Regions from separate parts of the Homo sapiens genome. Here region 1 is linked to region 2. A link is a loop called in an ENCODE intact Hi-C map of the cell type or tissue named here. Cell type or tissue: CD4-positive, alpha-beta T cell. All regions are shown on one strand. Each heading gives the region's core, and the rest is flanking DNA. Links, peaks and the distances in the headings are about the cores only.

What was found. A loop is a pair of places that touch in the nucleus more often than their neighbours do. Peaks named below come from ENCODE experiments on the same cell type or tissue, not always from the same donor. Only the 100,000 strongest peaks of a DNase experiment are listed, where the experiment ranks them.
Region 1: it touches region 2 in a loop (4-fold over the local background); 5 of 110 quality-filtered maps call a loop at or near these places.

The regions. Positions count from the first base shown.
Region 1 is chr6:131,629,796-131,639,870 of GRCh38, reverse strand. It overlaps ENPP3 (ectonucleotide pyrophosphatase/phosphodiesterase 3), which reads right to left and starts at 2,569. Exons shown (of 25, transcript NM_005021.5): 1 at 2,409-2,569. The coding sequence starts at 2,486. RefSeq lists a silencer at 3,841-3,930. In CD4-positive, alpha-beta T cell, for the core only: no CTCF peak of the experiment used is centred there; no DNase peak of the experiment used is centred there.
Region 2 is chr6:132,499,616-132,509,690 of GRCh38, reverse strand. STX7 (syntaxin 7) reads left to right here. Exons shown (of 10, transcript NM_003569.3): 2 at 6,103-6,245. The coding sequence starts at 6,161. Among named protein-coding and RNA genes, the nearest start is that of STX7, 8.5 kb to the left of the region's middle. In CD4-positive, alpha-beta T cell, for the core only: no CTCF peak of the experiment used is centred there; no DNase peak of the experiment used is centred there.

The DNA of each region.
Region 1 (10,075 bases), core at 1,220-9,219, 870 kb after region 2:
ATAGGCACTAGCCACTGTGCCCCGCCTAAGAAGTTTATTTTTAAGCCTTTATAATCATTTACTATAAATATGTAATTCCAAAAAAGCTTCTTGATATTGGGGTGCACATGTATCTTAAACTATGTTACACTGTGCACAAAGTGGGGAGAATACTCTGAACATCAAAAACTGCTGAGAGCACATCATTTGGCTTTAACTGGGCTAAACAAAGAGTGCTAGAAACACAGCAGATACCTTCAAAATGTTTAAGTGAAACTTTAGTAAAAGTTTGAAGACATCAGGGTACTTTTGAAACAATGATTTAAAAATATTGAACTTCATTATATATACTCAAAAACCACTAGAGAGATACAAAGAAGGGAAATTAATGATGCACAAATTTTGCTGTGGAAGATTTTATAATTTCCTGAATTGATAAGCTAGGATAAATATAATAAACATGCTTGAAGTCCCAGCTACTCGGGAGGCTGAGATGGGAAGATCATTTGAGCCAAAGTTGGAGCCTGAGTTGCTGCAGCAAGCCATGATCATGCCACTGTCTTCCAGCCTGGGCAACAGAGCGAGAACATGTCTCCAAAAAAAAGAGAGAGAGAAAAAAAAAAAAATATATATATATATATATATTAGCATAAGAGCTATAAAGAGCACTCTGAAATTGAAATTCTCAGAAGGATAAAGAATAAATGGAATATATTGAGGATTTACTTTGTTACTAGGCTTAATACTTACACACATTGTTTTACATTATTTTATTTACTTCTTGAAACAATTCTGGAGAGACAGAGAATAGCGGTGACCTTAAAATATGGGATATAGGGAAAAGCTGCGGCAAGATTGGTGTGAAAAAATAATGCAATTAGTTTTGGTGTAAGGTACTGAGTCAGGAGTCAGGAAGCAGGCATTTGAAACAGGCTAGTGCACTGGGGCACACACATAGTCCCCAGCTACTCAAGAGGCTGAATGAGAGGATCACTTGAGCCCAGGGTTCAAGACCAGCCTGGGCAACATAGCGAGACCCAGTCTCTAAAAATACACATATTACCAAAATAATAAAATTAAAAAAAAAAAGAAATTGTGTGACAGAGGCTGGGCAAAAAGTCAGAGCTGGTGGATTACTTGGAATTCTTGGCTGAGGAAAACACTAGAGGCCAGGTGCAGTGGTTCATGCCTGTAGTCCCAGCACTTTGGGAGGCCGAGGCAGGTAGATCACTTGATCCAGGAGTTTGAGACCAGCCTGGGCAACATGGTGAAACCCAGTCTCTACAAAAAAAAGAAAAGAAAGAAAAAAACTCACAAAAACTTAGCTGAGCCTTGTGGCATGTGCCTGTGGTCCAAGCTACTCAGGAGGCTGAGGCAGGAGGATCACTTGAGCCTGGGAAACAGAGGTTGTGGTGAGGTGAGATCCCAAAGGAGAGAGACCCTGTCTCAAAAATAAAATTAAAATTAAAAAGACTATTAGAGAACATGAGATTTCTTAAGAGATCTTAGATAGGGTTTAGTGAAGCTTGTGTTGTAATTTTCATGAGAATAAAGATAAATTGTTGGCTAAGAATGCAGATAAGGAAAAAAGTCATAAAATGAAAATGTCAATGTCATGGTAGAAGCAAGGGGAGAGAATAATTCAGAATGAGAAAGTACCAGGAAGTTATTGTTGTTATGAACACTCAAGTGGATGAAGGACGAGGAGGACTGACTTTTGAGTCAGGGACTCAGTACAGTAGAAACAAAGCCAGAGCACAAAGGAATGGTTGGGGGCTGAGAAAACTGAAGCAATGAAATGAGCCCTCTTTACCCCAAAAGTTTGATGGCAAAGGGAAAAGAGAGAGTAATAAAATCAAGGAAATGGATAAGCGTATTTCTGGAGTAAAAAGAAAAAGAAAAAAATTTAAAATTAAAAAAAAGAAAAAAGAAAATAAAATCAAGGAAAATTTATTTGGGGGGTGAGGGGGGGTGGCAGATCTTACCACATGAAATGACAAGAGAGAGAAAATAGGCAAAAGAGACTATCTCTAGGAGTGAAGTAAAATAGGATACAATTGTTGGTTCAGCAAATAATAGGGTACAATGATTTTAATTTCTCACTTTCTTGTCTTAAAATACTCATGCAATAAAAAAGTGATTGAGAGGTAGTTATAATCATGCAAAAAATCAGCGCCACAAAGCGTTCTGTCATGGATTCCAACTTTTGAGTTTAACGTAATGTTAACTTGTTGTTACTCAAATTTCTTACGTGTAAAATATGATTTAAGATATTAATTTGCATTAGAGTTTTCATAAGGGATAATACTGAATACAGTTACTTAAAAGTTTACATTTTAATAGCAACACAAAGAAATGTAAATGGGAAATCATATACTTTTAACATTTGTCACAAAACTAGAAAGACTAAAAATAAGAATTGTACTTACAATGCAAGCTATTTTATATTTCTTAAGAGTGTTCTTCTTAACAGGTTGTTCCGTTGCTAAAGTCAACGTAGATTCCATTGTCCTGGTAGCTGCATAGACCTGTTTTATCAGAATAAATTAGTGCTCCTTCTTTAGTCTAGTCTGGCAAAGAGAAACTGTATGAGTTACATAGCTGTGCCTGACTTTTAACTGTTTAGGAAGATCACAGCTCTTCAGTGATTGGGCAATCTGGAGAGAGGAAAAAATGTTGTAATAAGAATCGTGTGAAAAGATTAAAGTTCATTTCTAGTATATTGCAGACAACTGCTCCTTTTTTCCTTATAACTTTTACTAAATACTAGTCAAGACATATATAACAAGAATAACACAATCATCAAATTTTAATGCAATCCGATCTTCTGTTTTCTTTAAAAATAACCCCGAACAAAAAGCCTTGTCACAGAAATTTCAGACTTTCCGCTTTTCTATAAACTTCATAGCAGCTGAAAATCAACATAGCAAAACATGTGCTTTGACAACAGTAGAAATTCTGAAACTCTGCTGAACCAATATAAAGTACTTAGTTCTGTGATAATTATATCTTGCTTTTTACAGTGTTCACAATTTGACAAGTTTTTATACACATTAGCTCAAGTCAAACTTAAAAATATCCCTTATAAACATTTTATTCTTGTTTTTAGATGAGCAAATTAAGGCTCTGATTATTTAAATTAAGTTATTATATATGACTTATTGCTCAAAATTATTTACTAGGTGCCAGAACTAGAACTGATACCCAAGACTTCTAACTCCCCAAATCCAAGCAATTTTCACTAATCAATTTAAATTCACTATTTTCTTATGTATCTAGACTGGTGCATCCTAGCATGTGTACTCCATGCTGAAAAGGGGTTACAGTTTGGTGATGAAAGAAGCTAAATTAATAATAGTGTTGGTCAAAGAGAATTTTAGCAAATAGTGGATGCTAAACTCTTCTAGTTTCAGTGACCCTAAGGCAGTGATTCTCAAAGTTTGGTTCCATGGAACATGAGTTCTATGACAACCCCCTTGGTTAAATAAAGCTTGAATACTCCTCTAATGAAAAGATTATCAAAATCCTGTAGACTGCAGTACACCCTTTGGAAAACACTACTCTAACTAACTAAACTCTTCCAACCCTAAAAGCAGTGAGAAAAAAAATATGAAAAGAATGTATTCTAATATAAATACAATGACTGCATCACTACTCTAACTAAACATGTCTAAATCATAGAATTTAGACACTATTTCTGAAAATCAGGGGGAAGAGGATTGCTTGAGTCCAGGAATTTGAGACCAGCCGGGGCAACATAGGGAGACTCTGTCTCTATAACAACAACAACAAAAATTAGCCAGGCATGGTGGTGCATGCCAATAGTCCCAGCTACTGGAGAGGTTGAGGTGTGAGGATCCCTTGAGGCCAGAGTTTGAGGCTGCAGTGAGCCATGACAGATACACAAACAAGCAGAGACAGATTTCAGACAAAGACAAGAGAGGGGGTGCACTCGGGCAGAACAGACTCAAAACCCACTCAAAACCTGATCTTAACCAAATGCAAAGCAGGTGTATAAGCGAGCCCTATTGCTTCCCTGGCAGTACCAGGCAAATGGCTTAACAAGCCCAGATGGGAAAATAATAGGCTCCTGGCATAAATCTGGTTTTACCCTTTGAGCGCGTCCACCCCGATCTCCGTTATTCCCCAGTAGGGAGAGGGACGTGTGGTTTTGCACATGGGATAGCCCTGGGGAGAGTCTCCAGGAAAACCTCACCCGGCAGCTGCTGGGAATCTCCCGAAGACTGTCTTGTCACAAGGAGTGTGAGTATTCCTTCGTTATCTTGTCATGCTTCAAGGCCCAGGAAGGCCTGGGAAAGAGTCTTGGTGGGCCTTTGTTACTTGTTCTGGACTTTGTGTAAGGGCACTGGCTCTCTCAGCCTTTAATATTTAACCTAACCATTCAGTCAGTGCTGAAACAGTTATTATGGAGGCCTGCCTGTTTGTGAGACCTGGCCTGCCACATGATCACCCCACTGCACTCCAGCCTGGGCAACAAGAGTGAGATCCTGTCTCAAAAGTATAAAAAAATGAAAAAATAAAAATAAATAAAATATAAATCTGCAGCATGAGAGCCACGTTTCCTTTTCTGGCGTTATGGGTTTGTGCTCATCTTTTCCATCACTCCCTTGGTCCAGTATACCCCCACTTCACCAATTCCACCTATATCCCTAACCAGCAAAAGTATCAGCATTAGTTGTTGGTACAGAAGGAATTCATTTTAGAACTAGAAGATGCCATAAAGACAACCAAATCCAGGTTCTTGCAGATTTCTTTCCAGGAATCACATGGAGTATTATGTGCTTAAAAACCAGAATAAAAAAAAATTTGAATAATTTGGGCACCTGACTCTCCACACTGGATGAACTTAGAAGTACTCAGAGAAGTATTTTTTTTTAAGTTTTTATTTTTCTAATTCTGAAGCCCAGGCTCCACTTCAGTTTAATGATCTTCTGTAGTTTTGGCTAAGGCAGCAGTATTTTTAAAATATCCCGGCCGGGAGTGGTGGCTCACACCTGTAATCCCAGCACTTTGAAAGGCTTGGAAGGCTGAGACGGGCGGATTACCTGAGTCAGGAGTTCCAGACCAGCCTAGTCAACATGGTGAAACTCCATGTCTACTAAAAATACAAAAATTAGCCAGGCATGGTGGCTCACACCTATAACCCCAGAATTTAGAAGGCTGAGACAGGTGGATCACCTGGGGTCAGGAGTTTGAGACCAGCCTGGCCAACATGGTGAATCCCCATCTCTACTAAAAATACAAAAATTAGCTGGCCATGGTGGCAGGTGCCTCTAATCTCAGGTACTTGGGAGGCCGAAGCTTGAGAATCGCTTGCGCCTGGGAGGCAGAGGTTGTGGTGATCCAAGATCATGCCACTGCATTCCAGCCTGGGCAACAAAGTGAGACTGTCTCAAAATAAACAAACAAACAAACAAACAAATAAATAAATAAATATCCCTCTTAGTGATTTGATATGCAGCCCAGAGCAGTCTAAACACTTTACATTCAAATTCTTTTCTGCAAACATCCTGTCATTATTCTAATCAGACTTTTGGATTTTACAGATAAGGTCGGAGGACCACCAAAGGGACTTGGTCACTTACGCACAATTCTTTTAGTGATATCTCAGAAGTGAAATACCACCAGGTTCCTTCTTCAAAGTATTTTGCTGTTGAATCATTATGATTTTTTAAAAACAAAGACCAAACCTATGTCATAATTTGTCTCAAATTTAGGGGATTCCTAGGATCTATGGCTTTTATCTAATCATTTGTTATGTGCCTTCCATTTTTATGGGTTTCTGGGTTCTGATTGCCTACTTGCACTCATAGCAGTGCACTGACTCTGCCTTACCTCTAGTTGCTGGGGATCCTACTTTTCCTTCCTGCTGTGATGATTGGCTGTGTGTGTCAATTTGGCTAGGCCATATTATCCTGTTATTTAATCAGACGCTAATCTAGGGTGATGTTGTGATATTTTGTAGATATGGTAACAACTATAATTAATTGACTTTAAAAAAGGAAATTGTCTTCAATAATGTGAGAGCGCGCCTCATCCAATCAGTTGAAGTCCTTACGAGCAAAAACAGGCTTACCAGAGAAAAAATTCACTCCTAAAACAGCAGCATTAGCCTGAGTTGCCGGCCTGCCCGGTCCTACATATTTTGGACATTCCCCACTGCCACAATCAGGTGAGCCTGGGCTTCAGAATTAGAAAAATTAAAAATTAGTGAGGTATTCCCCCAACTTCATGAATTCCACCTATAGGCCTAACCAGCGAAAGCATCAGCATTAGTTGTTGAGCTTAACCTCATTCTTTCAATGTAGGCAAAAGTCCAATGAACTATCCATTGTGCCACAGAGCCTGCTCTTAACCTGGTTCTGACACTCCAATTGCCCTTTCAGATGCTTCTTCCTGGTATTCTCCAAAATGTAACTTGATTCTATACCAGTTTTGTATACCAAGTATATTAGTCCGTTTCCGCAGTGCTATAAAGAACTACCTGAGACTGGGTGATTTATAAAGAAAAGAGCTTCAATTGACTCACAGTTCCACATGGCTGGGGAGGCCTCAGGAAACTTACAATCATGGTGGAAAGCAAAGGAGAAGTAAGAACCTTCTTCACGTGGTGGCGGGAGAAAGAAGAGAATGTGTGCATAGGAGGTACCGTCAAACACTTATAAAACCATCAGATCTCGTGAAAATTCACTATTATGAGAACAGTATGGGGGATACCACCCCCAGAATCCAATCACTTCCCTCCCTCAACATGTGGAGACTACAATTCAAGATGAGATTTGGGTGGGGACACAAAGCCTAACCATATCACCAACATACTACTGACTCTTACTCTGTATCTTTACTAAGTGATTCCTTATGTTCTACACTGCCAGAATTTCACTTCTCTCTTCCTTCATCCTCATCCCTCATCCCTTTTCTCTTTTTTTAATTAAAAAAATTGTGGGTACATAGTGAGTATATCCCTATCCCCTTTCAACCCTGAAAAACACACAAAAAAATCCTAGGTGGGGAAGTCAGGGGGCCTCTGATAAAGGCTTAGCTTGTAAGTGACTGTCTGTGTTACAAATTAAGTGATTCTGGACATTGAATTCTTCATTTTTAAGAATTATCAGAGATTATTAGATTATCTCTAAGTCACTAAATTTTGGATATGATAATAGGGACACATCCTAGTCCTTCAGGTCCTAAGATGAATAAACCTCAAGGAATCTACCTATGTATAATACAAGTAGGTATAGTGAAGATGGTTGGCATTGCCAAGTTGCTAGCCATATTTTTGGCTATAACAATTTCTCTAACTGAACTCTAAACCCCAACCTCTTTTGAGTCTTTCAAGTTCTAGAAACTTATTCCTGGCTGGATGCAGTGGCTCACACCTGTAATCCCAGCACTTTGGGAGGCTGAGGCAGGAGGATCACTTATGTCAGTTTAAGACCCACCAGGGCAACATAGTGAGACCCTGTCTCTACAAAAAATGAAAAATAAAAAATTATCCAGGAGTTATGGTGCATGCCTGTAGTCCTAGCTACTCGGGAGGCTGAGGTGGGAGAATATGGGGAGGATTGCTTGAGCCCAGGAGTTTGGGGCTGTAGTGAGCTATGATGGCACCACTGCATTCCAGCATGAGCAGCAGAGTAAGACCATCATCTCAAAAAAGAAAGAAAAAAAGAAAGAAAGAAACTTAACAGTTCACCTGATCAATAGACACAAGCCAAAACCACACCTTCCATGCAAGTTAGACTTTGGAATAGACTGCCTGTGTCACTTAAATCTGAACCTACACTTTCTAAGTTAACTGGACCTTGAAAGTTTGCCTATTCTTTTCTTCTTTAACTTTAGAACAATCTGTACCTTCTCTTCTTTTCTTCTTCAACTTCAGAACAACCTGTACCTTCTTGGTTCTGAAACTTTACTCTGAACATTAAAATGTTCAGAGTAATTTGTAAGTAAGTTAATGGCTTAGAACGCTTGCATTCTGAGAGGCAGCTACCATTACATCACCCATCAATGTAAACCGTAAACATTCCTCATGTTACAGAAGGTCTCAGTGTCCACAGAATTCTGGCAACAAATGGGTTGTTGTTGTCTCAGAAAAGCCCTAGGGGCCTGCCAACATCAACTTCTTTGTCTCAGGAACCTGCCCTTCCTGGTTCCAGTGCTAGATCTTGGGTGATAGGTGGACAAGCTAGACTGGGAGAGCCCAGAGAAACTAATCGCACTGAGGAGGGTGGTAGAGGTGAGGCGGATGCTAGGCTCAGGTCCAACAGCAAAAGGAAGAAGGAGTCCACAAAGGAAGGGAGACCTCACATAATAACATAATGCCAGAGATAGATGGGCAGGTGACTAACTTCAGGGAGGGCCAGTCATGAGGAAAAAGCAGAAAAACCTACAAGGAGATTGACAAGCACACAAAGCAATCAGAAAGCTAACCAGGTAGGCAGTTGGTATAGGAAGGACAGAAGCTAATCCTCAGCAAGTGGAGATCCAACACTGAAGCTGAATTGAGAACTGGCTGTCTTGGTGAGACTGATGTCAGCAGTGCCAAACCAGGTCTGAGAGGCAATGGTACACACCAGGAGACAAAGCAGACACCCAGCATGGAATAGAGAGCCCAGCTCTAGTCCTCCAAACAATGACTATGGCAAAGTAGAATCAATGGTCACAGTTTGATACCGCTGTTTGCCAGTACCTATGTGTGTGAAAAGATATTTTCTGACTAAATAAGTAAAAATCTCATTACTGATCAGCACAATGAACATCTATAATCAATTTGGAGATGAGAAACCTGATGTGATGACTCCTGTGGTGTAGCAATTGTTTTCTACTGAACGATCAGCATTCCTAAGGTTGTCTCTGGTTCATGGAAGACTGTTTCTCTTACTTTGTCTCAAGTACAGAAATATTCCCTAGTAGTGTTAGATTTCTAGGAGCCCTTTCTTGTTCATTTTGAAACTCAGAAATCTTTGGATTTCCAAACATTTTCCAGGTTTTCATAGGCTCTTCTCATTTTTAGTGTACTCATGAGGGCCTCATTTATGACTCAAATTCTAGAGATGTCTCCAGAAGAGACATTATAAAACAACCATGCTGCCTGGGCTCTCCGAGGTAGAGCTCAGTGTCACAGTGCTCCCACGGTGCCCATCCATGAAGCAGAAGGTACAGGCCACGTACTGTTTACATCTCTGAAACCTGGCATGAACCAAGTTATTTCCCCAAACCTTTAAACTCCTCTCTGCCGTGTCAACTCCGTGGTGGCAGGAACTAGGTCAGTTTGAGCTTACAGTCTTGTTCTAGTGTCTAGCACAGTGGCCAACACCTAGAAGACATTCAATGAACACTTGCTGAATAAATTTTGTAACGGTTTCAGAAATAACATTAGAAGTATAAGCTACCACATACATAAATGTCCAGTGAACCCAACTGTTATAAATTATAATAACTTTACTAGGTATAACTTTGTAGGTGTTCCAAATCTTTCTCTACATCCAGCATTCCAGAAATAGCTATTACCTCAGAGGAAGTCTTGTCCATAAAATAAAGGCACTTCAGATGTTTTTATTCTACCCAAAGTAATGAATAATGACTGAGCACCACCAAGTACCAGACTTTATGCCAGGTGTTAGGAAATGCAGGCATGTTTAATTTCTGTATCTACTCTAAAGAGCTTTAGTCTAGTTGAAGAAGTAGACATTTTAAACCATAATATAGTGTAATCTGTGCAATACTAGTAGTGCTAATAAAGTGCCAGGAGGAAAGAGGAAGAAATACAAATTTTTCTACAGAAAGGGATTTAGAAAGATATCTACGTGAGTTTGCTCAGACTGCTGTGAATAGCATACTATAAACTGGGGTGATTCGAGTCTCAGCAAACTGAACGCTGAGAACTCAGGCTTCTTGTTCCTTTTGGCTGCAAGAAGGTTGGCAGCCAGTCAGAACTTTACCCACTTGTAAGAGATCAGGCTTCTTGTTCCTTTTGGCTGCAAGAAGGTTGGCAGCCAGTCAGAACTTTACCCACTTGTAAGAGATTAGATGTATCTTCCTTGGTGATTCAGACCAGCCTAAGGGGAAAGAC
Region 2 (10,075 bases), core at 599-8,598:
CACTTATTAGCAGAATAATAGAGAAAAGGAGTAAGCTATTCCTCTGTGTTACCTTGATCAACTCATGTAGTTATCCCAAACATATTCCTTCATCTTAGGAGTGGGAATAGCAAAACTTCATATGGGGCATGCAGAAAAGTGGTAAATTTGGTTTTTCTTTTGTCTTTTTTTATTTTATGTTATGTTATGTTATGTTATGTTATGTTATGTTATGTTATGTTATGTTATGTTATGTTATTTTGAGACGAGTCTCGCTCTGTCGCCGGGCTGGAGTGCAGTGGCGTGATCTTGGCTCACTGCAACCTCCGCCTCCTGGGTTCAAGCGATTGTCCTGCCTCAGCCTCCTGAGTAGCTGGCACTACAGGCGCATGCCACCACACCCAGTTAATTTTTTTAGTAGAGATGAGATTTCACCATGTTGGCCAGGATGGTCTCAATCTCTTGACCTTGTCATCTGCCTGTCTTGGCCTTCCAAAGTTCCGGGATTACAGGCGTGAGCCACCGCGCCCAGCCCAAATTTGGTTTTTCTAACTGAGTTCACCTGCCCTCAATTTTGTTATACAAGGAAGCAGTATGGCTTAGTGTTTAAAAAATGTCGGCTCTGTGGTTATTTTCAAATATTTGCTCCTTTGCTTATAATGATAATGAGGCATAATGATATGCCTCAGTTTCTTCATGTAAAAAAATCACATTAGCAATTATACCCACATGATAGGCTTATAAGAATTAACTGAGAAAATAAATTTAAAAGTCATAAGCACAATGCTTAGGAAATGTAAGTCCTGGATGAGTGTTGGCCATTGTTAACTTTGTTTTATTTTACACATCTTTCTTCTCTATCTTTTGCAAATTGCTTTTCATTCTTCACACATGATTCCTGGCTAGATACAGTGGCTCAAACCTGTAATCCCAGCACTTTGGGAGGCTGAGACTGGAGGATCGCATGAGCCCAGGAGTTCAAGACCAGTCTGGGCAACAAAGTGAGACCCCCATCTCTATAAAAAAATCAAAAAATTAGTGGGATGTGGTGGCAGGTGCCTGTGGACCCAGCTACTCGGGATGCTGAGATGGGAGGATTGCCTGAGCCTGGAAGTCAGGGCTGCAGTGAGTCGTAATCACACCACTGCACTCCAGCCTGGGTGCTCCTGTCTCAAACAACAACAACGCCAAACAAAGAAAAAGTAAAACAAAACTCATAATTCCAGTCAATCTAAGTAGCACCTCTTTGGGTGAATGAAGCCACTTGCCAATTGTCTCACCAGCAGGAACTTTCTCACATTTAGTAGCTTGAGGAAAGGGATGAAGAAAATTGATTGTGTTTGTGACTAAGTGATTGATTTTCCAGAGAGGAAAAAAGGTGGCCTTGAAAGAAAACAGTGAGAAGACTTGGGCTACACTGGTGTGAGTTTTAAGGGTAAGGAAAATGCTGTAGAATACTGTCCTTGACTTGATGGAACTCTTTATGGGAGAGAGAGTAGGCCTCAGGTGTGCTTGCATGGTTTTGAGACAGGTGATGAGTTTCTCTTGGTCTTGTGCTGATGCTGGTCCTGCAGCTGCAAGAACAGATCATAACTTTCCTCTGTGTAGGGTGGAAAAGCATTTGTTCTCTGGATGTGCATTATCTCATTTTGATTCTGGCAGTGGGCCCAAATGCTAAGTGTCTTGCCCAAAGTAGAAATTTCCAGTTGCTACTTCCATGGTGTGCCGCACAGGCAATGGCTGAGTTCTTGTAGCTTCACAGACATGTAGACACGAGAGAAAGCCAAGGGTACGAGCTGGAGACATGGATGTGCGACTCATTCAGGTATAGATTAAAATGGAACCATGTATATGGAGGAGCATCCCCAGAGATTACATGAATAACAAACTGAACATTTTTTCATTCAATGTGTTTGTTTTGGCTTGTAAGCCAGTTTTTCCAGAGATCTACTTGATAGAGGGAAAGGAGAAAGGAAGATGTCATTGAACCAAGAGAAAATTGTCTTTCTCCATACCTTGGAATATTATTTGGCAATAATGAAGGAATATTATTTGGCAATAATGAAGGAATGAAGGACTGATATATGATACAGCACAGATGGACTTTGGAAGCATACTAAGAGAAAGAAGCTAGTCTCGAAGAACACATTGTATGATTCCATTCCTATGAAATGTCCAGAATAGCAAAGCTATAAAGATACAAAGTAGATTAGTAGTCACCTTTGGCCAGTGAGGTTGGGGAGAAATGGAGAGCGATTGCTAATGATTACAAACTTTCCTTTTAGCGTAATAGAAATGTTCTAAAAGTGATGATTGTACAATGTTGTAAATATATTAAAAACCATTGGCTTGTGTACTTCAAGTAGGTGTATTGTATTGCCATATCTCAATAAATTATATCTCAATAAAGCCATTTTATTTATATAAATTTAAGGGGTGCACATGCAGTTTTGTTACATGGTTATATTGCATAGCGTGAAGTCTGGGCTTTTAGTGTAATCATCACCTGAATAATGTACATTGTACGCATTAAGTAATTTCTCATCCCTCACCCTCCCATCCTTTTGAGTCTCCAATGTCTTCTTATTCCACTCTCTGTCCATGTGTACACATTATTTAGGTTCCACTTACAAGTGAGAACATGCAGCATTTGACTTTTTTCTGAGTCATTTCACTTAAGATAATGGCCTCCAGTTCATCTGTGTTGCTGTGAAAGACATAACTTCAGTCTTTTTTAAGGTTGAATAGTATTCCATTGCATTTATATACACTACATTTTCTTTATCCATTCAGGAATGTTAATAGACACTTGATGGGCACTTAGGTTAATTCCAAATCTTTGTTCTTGTGAATATTGCTACAATAGACATATGAGTGCAGATTATCTTTTTGGTATAATGGTTTTTTTTTTCTTTTGGGTAGATACCCAGTAACGAGGTTACTGGATCAAATATTAATTCTATTTTTAGTTCTTTGATGACTTGCCATGCTGTTTTCTGTAGAGGTTGTACTACTTTACAGTCTCACCAACAGTGTGTGTGTTCCTGTTTCTCTGCATTCTTGCCAACATCTGTACTTGTTTGACTTTTTTTCTTTTTTTTCCGTTCAAGATGTGTTTGTGGATGAATTTTTAATAGCCATTCTGACTGTTGTGAGATGATGTCTCATTGTGGTATTAATTTGCATTTATCTGGTGCTTACTGATGTTAAACATTTTTCATGTGCTTCTTGGCCATTTGTATGTCTTCTTTTGAAAAATGTCTATTCATGTGCTTTGCCCCCTTTTTAATGGGGTTATTTGTGGGGTTTTTTGTTGAGTTGTTTGAGTTTCTTGTAAATTCTGGATATTAATCTCGTTGGATGTGTAGTTTGCAGATATTTTTCTCCCATTCTGCAGGTTGTCTGTTCATTCTGTTTATTATTTCTTTTGCTGTGCAAAAGCTTTTTAGTTTAATTAAATCTCATTTTGTCTGTTTTTTGTCTTGTTGCCTGTGCTTTTGAGGTCTTAGTCATAAATTCTTTTCCTAAACCAATGTCCAGAAGAGTTTTCCCTATATTTTCTTTTAGTATTTTAATCGTTTTAGGTATTACTTTTAAGTCTTTAATCCATCTTGAGTCGATTTTTTTTTTTATATGTTGACAGATAAGGGTCCAGTTTCACTCTTCCGCATGGGGCGATCCAATTTTCCCAGCACCATGTATTGAAAAGGGCGTCCTTTCCTCAGTGTATGTTTTTGTCAACTTTGTCAAAAAGATCAATTGACTGTAGATATGTGACTTTACTTCTGACTTCTCTATTCCATTCCATTGTTCTATGTGTCTGTTTTTATATGAATATCATGCTGTTTTAGTTACTATACCCTTTTAGTATAATTTGAGGTCAGGCAATGAGATGCCTCCAGCTTTGTTCTTTTTCTTAAAATTGCTTTGGCTATTCAAAACCTGTGTTTTTTTTTTTTTTTTTTTTTTTTTAAGTGACTTGGAGATGCATTTAAAATTGCATGGTTTCAAGGATGTTCCGGATGGTGTTGGTGTCATTGAATCCCCATGTCTACTCTTGTTCTGTCTGGGCCCAAGTCCAAGGCTACCTGGAAGGAAGTTTATTCCTGTCTCCCCACTGTAGTGGTCCAGCTGTCTGACTTTAGGTTTGAATTTACCCTTTAATGAAATTGCTTTTGGATCCATCTCTAGGATTTGGTGAGACCCAGAGAGCCCAGAATAGATCAGCTGTACCTGAGAGGGAAGTTGGAGAATATCTAAAAGCCACCAGGACTTTCAGCGTGGCCAGGCACATTCAAAGTGCACCAGAGTTCCAGGCATAGAACCAGTACTGTTCTAATGGTCTCAACAGTTCAGCTGTTGTACTTCCTGCCAACACTGTCCCTTAGAGCAAAGACACATACTTCACTGTGGCTTCTTCTCTACCAGAAATCTTCTGTGGCATTAGTTCTATGTGGTAGCAAGCATGGATAGCCTTGGCATCAGAACCCTGGGACTGAATCTCACCTCCACCTGTGGGTGGGTTGGGTTACCATTACTTAATCATAATAAGCCCGCTGTTTGCTCATCATTAAAACAAGAATAATGCCACTTAATTGAAGGAGGTTGTGAAAAAATTAGTCTGTGAAATACTTTTTGTGTCGCAGATGTGCGAGAAATGTTAGGCCATTCCTCTCTTTCCCTTTATGTTGTTTTCCCCTTGTCCCAGCTGTGAATCATCTGATCCAGGGTTGGCCAGGAACCTTCCCTTCCTTTTGTAAATACCATACTGCATGTGGCCTTTCCACGTGCTCTGGGTCTCTCCACCCCAGCCTTCACGTCCTTGCCTTTGTTGTTCTGCATACTGGTCATAACCAAGCATCCAAATCCTATGTTTCTATTTCATAAATTCTTTCCAGACAAGGATGATGGTCATTTTTTCTTTTTGTAGCCCTTCTCATTTTAGCCTAGCACGTGATCTTTTATGGATTTGTGGGGTTTTTTGTTGGTTTGCATTATTAACTTTATCCTTCCTCCTAAATGACAAACTTGATTTGAGCAGATACTGTGTCAGTGTGTTTTGTTTTGTTTGCATCTCCCAGGTGCTTAGTTTAATGCTGGGCATGTACCAGGCTCTTAGTAGAGAGCTAGCTTACAAATTGACCACCAACAATTTTGCAGTATTCCAGTGCATATTCATGGAAAAGATGGGGTGGCGGTAGTTGAAATTCTTTGCTGTGCGCAGTTCTGTATGCAGGGACATTCCTTTTCAACCTTCTTTCCAAACCCTGATTGGAGTGGTGTGGATTGAAGAGGTAGAGAATGTCATCTCACCTGCCTCCTGTGGCAGTATCTCAGTGTCTCTTCTATTCTGAGATGCTGGCTGCTGAAAGGGGAGAGTCATTCGTTCTCCTTCCTCTGTCAGGAAGGTTTGATAAACATTTTATATGACATTTGCTTCGCAGTAGTTGGCTCTGCTATTTCAGATTTAACCTTTTCCATTAAAATTAGAGCCCTATTAATCATACATTCCTGAGCAGGTCCTGTGTGTGTGTTAAATTAGATATTAAGGTTGGTACAAAAGTAATTGCCATTTTTACCATTACTTTTAATGGCAAAAACCACAATTAAAAGTAATGGTAAAAACTGCAATTACTTTTGCACAACCTAATACAGTGAAATTTCTGGGGATAGCCTGAAGTCTGTGTTCCATTTAATAAATATTTAAATGCCTGTTTGTGCTAAGAGTTGTTTTAAATATTGGAGAAAGATAAATAAGCATGTGGGCCCTGCCTTATAATTGTTTGGAGTTTAGTTAAGGAAAAAATATGTAAACAACTAAAATTATATACAGGTAAGGGATTTAATAATTTTTCTTGAAGAGATCAAAGACGTTTTCAAAGGAAATATGCAATTTGAACCTTATTTTAATTGTTTGATGTGTTTAACATGACTCTGTCCTTTGAAGTCCAGTTTTTTTTTTTTTAGTAGACATGAGAGTTTTGCTATTTGATGTGTCACTTTGCCAGATTTCAACTCTATTAGATTAATCAAGTTTGTCCTTGTAACTTCACAGATTGTTAATTTGGAAAATGTAAGCCAGTAACTTAAAAAATATATCTGTGTGACTTTTATATTATTTAGGTGACTGCTTAGAAAACTGCACAGCATCTGATGAAATTAGCGAATAAGAACATCAACCATGTCTTACACTCCAGGAGTTGGTGGTGACCCCGCCCAGTTGGCCCAGAGGATCTCTTCTAACATCCAGAAGATCACACAGTGTTGTGAGTTGAGTTTTAAATGGACTTCACTATTTGTATCCACTCTTAACTGAACTTGGTGGAGGTTCATAAAAGGACAACTCTGCTGATTGAGAGAGGGAGGAGCATTCCTCTAACAACAGGTTTTAAAGGGCTCGAACTCTTTAGAATGAATGCAAGAGAATTATATTTGAGATAACACTTACTGCATTTTTCTATAGGAAGTCAGGGCCAGGCACATAATACATTATTTCATTAAATAAAATAAAGATTTAAAAGGATAATGGATTCTTATATCTGCTTTAAAGCTATCTGGTTCTAGATGAGATGATGAGACCTGATGACTCAGTCTCATAGGTTTGGAACCAGGTAGCACTACCAAGGGCTTAAGGAACATAAAGTTTATTAAAAATAAAATCTGACTGGATATGGATTAGGTTAATCTTATGATGGGCAAGTATGTGGTACCTTATTAAGGAGCAAGAGGAACTAAGGAGAGGACGTTTTAATCTATTGAGGAAGGTATTTTAGAAAATCAGACCTGCATTCCCCACATATTCTTTTTTTTTTTTAGAGACAGCCTCACTCTGTCGCCCAGGCTGGAGTGCAGTGGTACGATCTTGGCTCACTGCAAGCTCCGCCTCCCAGGTTCACACCATTCTCCTGCCTCAGCCTCCCCAGTAGCTGGGACTACAGGCGCCCGCCACCACGCCCGGCTAATTTTTTGTATTTTTAGTAGAGACGGGGTTTCACCGTGTTAGCCAGGATGGTCTCGATCTCCTGACTTCGTGATCCTCCCGCCTCAGCCTCCTAAAGTGCTGGGATTACAGGCGTGAGCCACCGCGCCCGGCCAAATTATTCTTTGCTATACTTGTCAGAGATAGATTACCAGTAGACTGATGCAGTGTGGCACTTCATTCGGAAGTATTCATCGTCAGGATATGTATTAAAAAAATCATTATAGCAGATTTGAGTGGATAGGTTTTTATTTTTTTATTTTTTTTTACTTTTTTTTGTTTGTAAATTATGGTTAATCAGATACCTTGGGTGATTCTAGTCTTGCTCTCAGGGTTTGGCCCTCGGGGCATTACCTGAACTCTTTCATCCTTCGGAGTATGTTAATATAGTTTTATTCTTCAGCCTAGTTCCTTACAAGGCTATTCTTTTTAACAGAATGTTAACACATTGCAGAAATAGTGTTTTCAAATGACCATACTCTGTTTCTTTATCTAATCATTAACTCCTCAACAGCTGTTCCTCTACCTGAATTATTTAAATGAGATGCTAGTGTGTTTTAGGAGCAAAGAGAATAAAACTAGACTCTAAAAAGGTGCTGCTGTGCACAGTGGTATAAAATAACCCTTATTCTGATTTGGGGTGATTTCTGGGTTTTTTACCTATTTCTGGAAGAACAAGGAAGTGCACAGTGCCAGGCACCACGTTGTCCACAGCAGGGACTGTAGGAATGGTACATTGAGAACTGCTGCAGTTTGTCACAGGCCACCGGCGTTGGCTCTGCTTTGCTCCTCTGGCATCAGATCTGTTCTGATGGTGGCCACAGAAGAGCCTCTTTCCTTTTCTTTTTTTTTTTTAATGGCTCCCTTGCTGCTGGTTAGAAATAGCACTGGTCTGCCCCAAGTGTATCTGGCTACCTGTGCAAAAATTAAGGAAGTTTATAATTCTAATTACATATGTGGAAAATTAGGACCTTTATGCAAGAAAGGAGGCCAAGAGGCCTTTCTCCAAAGAAGAGGATAAGCATCCTGTGTTGGGAAAGCTAAACAGTGTTAGGAATTGAGGATGAGGAATGACTGTCCTGTACTGAGATTGTAGAAGTAGCAAGCAGTAGGTAGTATGAAAGATACATGGATTGAAGATTGTGTGTGAACATGAACTGGAAGGAGAAAAGAGTTGACTTAAATCAGGCCATGTTCCCTAAGAAAGAGATCAGTTGATCCAGAGGATGAGAAGTGACAGATTGGGCCAGAGTTGAATATTTATGGCAGGTTGGTAGCTAAGTGTGCGAGTACATCCGGGGCAGTATTGGATCATGTGAAGGTCTGGCTATGATACTCCACAGTCTATGTGAAGAGCTGTTAAGAAGACTGGGACTGTTGGCAGGGCATGGTGGCTCACACCTGTAATCCCAGCACTTTGGGAGGCCGAGGCAGGCAGATCACGGGAGGTCAGGAGTTCGAGACCAGCCTGACCAACATGGAGAAACCCTGTCTCTACTAAAAATACAAAATTAGCTGGGCCTGTTGTGGCATATGCCTGTAATCCCAGCTACTTGGGAGGCAGAGGCAGGGGAATCGCTTGAACCTGGGAGGCGGAGGTTGCAGTGATCACGCCATTGAACTCCAGCCTGGGCAACAAGAGCAAAACTCCATTTCAAAAAAAAAAAAAAGACAGGGACTGTTCATGCAGGTGAAGGTACAGTCACCATCTGCAGATGTTTGAATCACTGTCATATGTGAAACAGAAGCCATATGTCCTGCATGAACATAGGGGCCTCCACAAATGTACGGAAGCTACAGGTAGTCAGATTTCACCTTGAGAAGGAGGAAGGGCTTTTGAATAATCCAAGTTGTTAAGGTAGAATTGCCTCCCTCAGGAGGAATGAGATTCCTTATCAGTGACCAGAAAAAGGATGGTCAGATATTTCTCAGACTTATTAATAAGAATTTTAAACATAGGAATAATGGTTCAGACTAAGAGGGTTTTAATTTTGATATTCTATTGTGATTCATTCAACAAATAATTTTTGGGATACATAGTACTTGCTAGATACTGTTCCAAACTGTAGGAATGTAGCAGTAAACAATCTATAAGGTCCTGCTCTCATTGTAGTTTACAGTGTAGTAAGGAGAAATAATGAGCAACTTAACTTTCTGTAAAGAAAATATAGTGAAAGTGAGGTGAGAGCAAGTGACTGGGGAAGCTACCTTTACTTTAGATGGTCTTTGAATGAGGATGAGGAGGGACTGGTAGTGAGAAGATTCAGAGAAAGGGCATTTCAGACAGAAGGAATAACTAGCATTAAAAATTCAAAAGCAGACCTGGGCTTGAAATACTCAGAAAATAGGGAAAAGGGAAAAAGCTAGTGTGGCTGAAGCACAGCATCTGGGGCAAGAGTGCCAGGAGATGAAACCAGAGGGGTCTGGCGGGTCAGCTGGGGCCTTGCAGGTGGTTCAGGAAGTTTAGATTTCATTTTAAGAGGCAGTGGAAATCACTGGAGGCATTTAAGCAGAGGAGAGACATAATCAGATCTACACTGTGAAAAAATTACTTTGGCTGCTGCTTAGAAAATAGACATTGAGGGAATAGCAGGGAGGTATGCTGGTCATCACAGAGGTCTGGGGAGAGCTCGGATGCTGGCTTGCACCAGGGTGATGGCAGTGGGGATGGAGAGAAGCAATGAGTGTGTTTTGGAGGTAGAGCCAGCGGGACTTGCTGATGCATGTGGGTAGGGATGGTAGAGGAAGGAAGGAGTTAAAGATGACTCCATAGTTTTTGCATTGAGCAACCGACTAGGTGGTGGCAAGTGTGTACTGAAACGGGAGGGACTACAGTTCAGGACAAGTAGGGGAGAGTTTTGTTTTGACTAAGTATATTTTGAGATATCATTTAGATATCTAAGTGGAGATATCAAACATCTACTTTAGATACAGGAATTTGGAAGTCAGAGTGTCCTCAGAGTATAAATGGTATTTAAAACCATAGGTGTAAAGTAATCACGTAAGAGTGAGGAAAGAGAAGAGGCCTGGAACATTAAAAAATGTGGAAATCAGGAAGGTAGCATGAAGAATCTAAGGAGTGACCTGTGAGGTAAGATAAAAATCAAGATGTGGTAG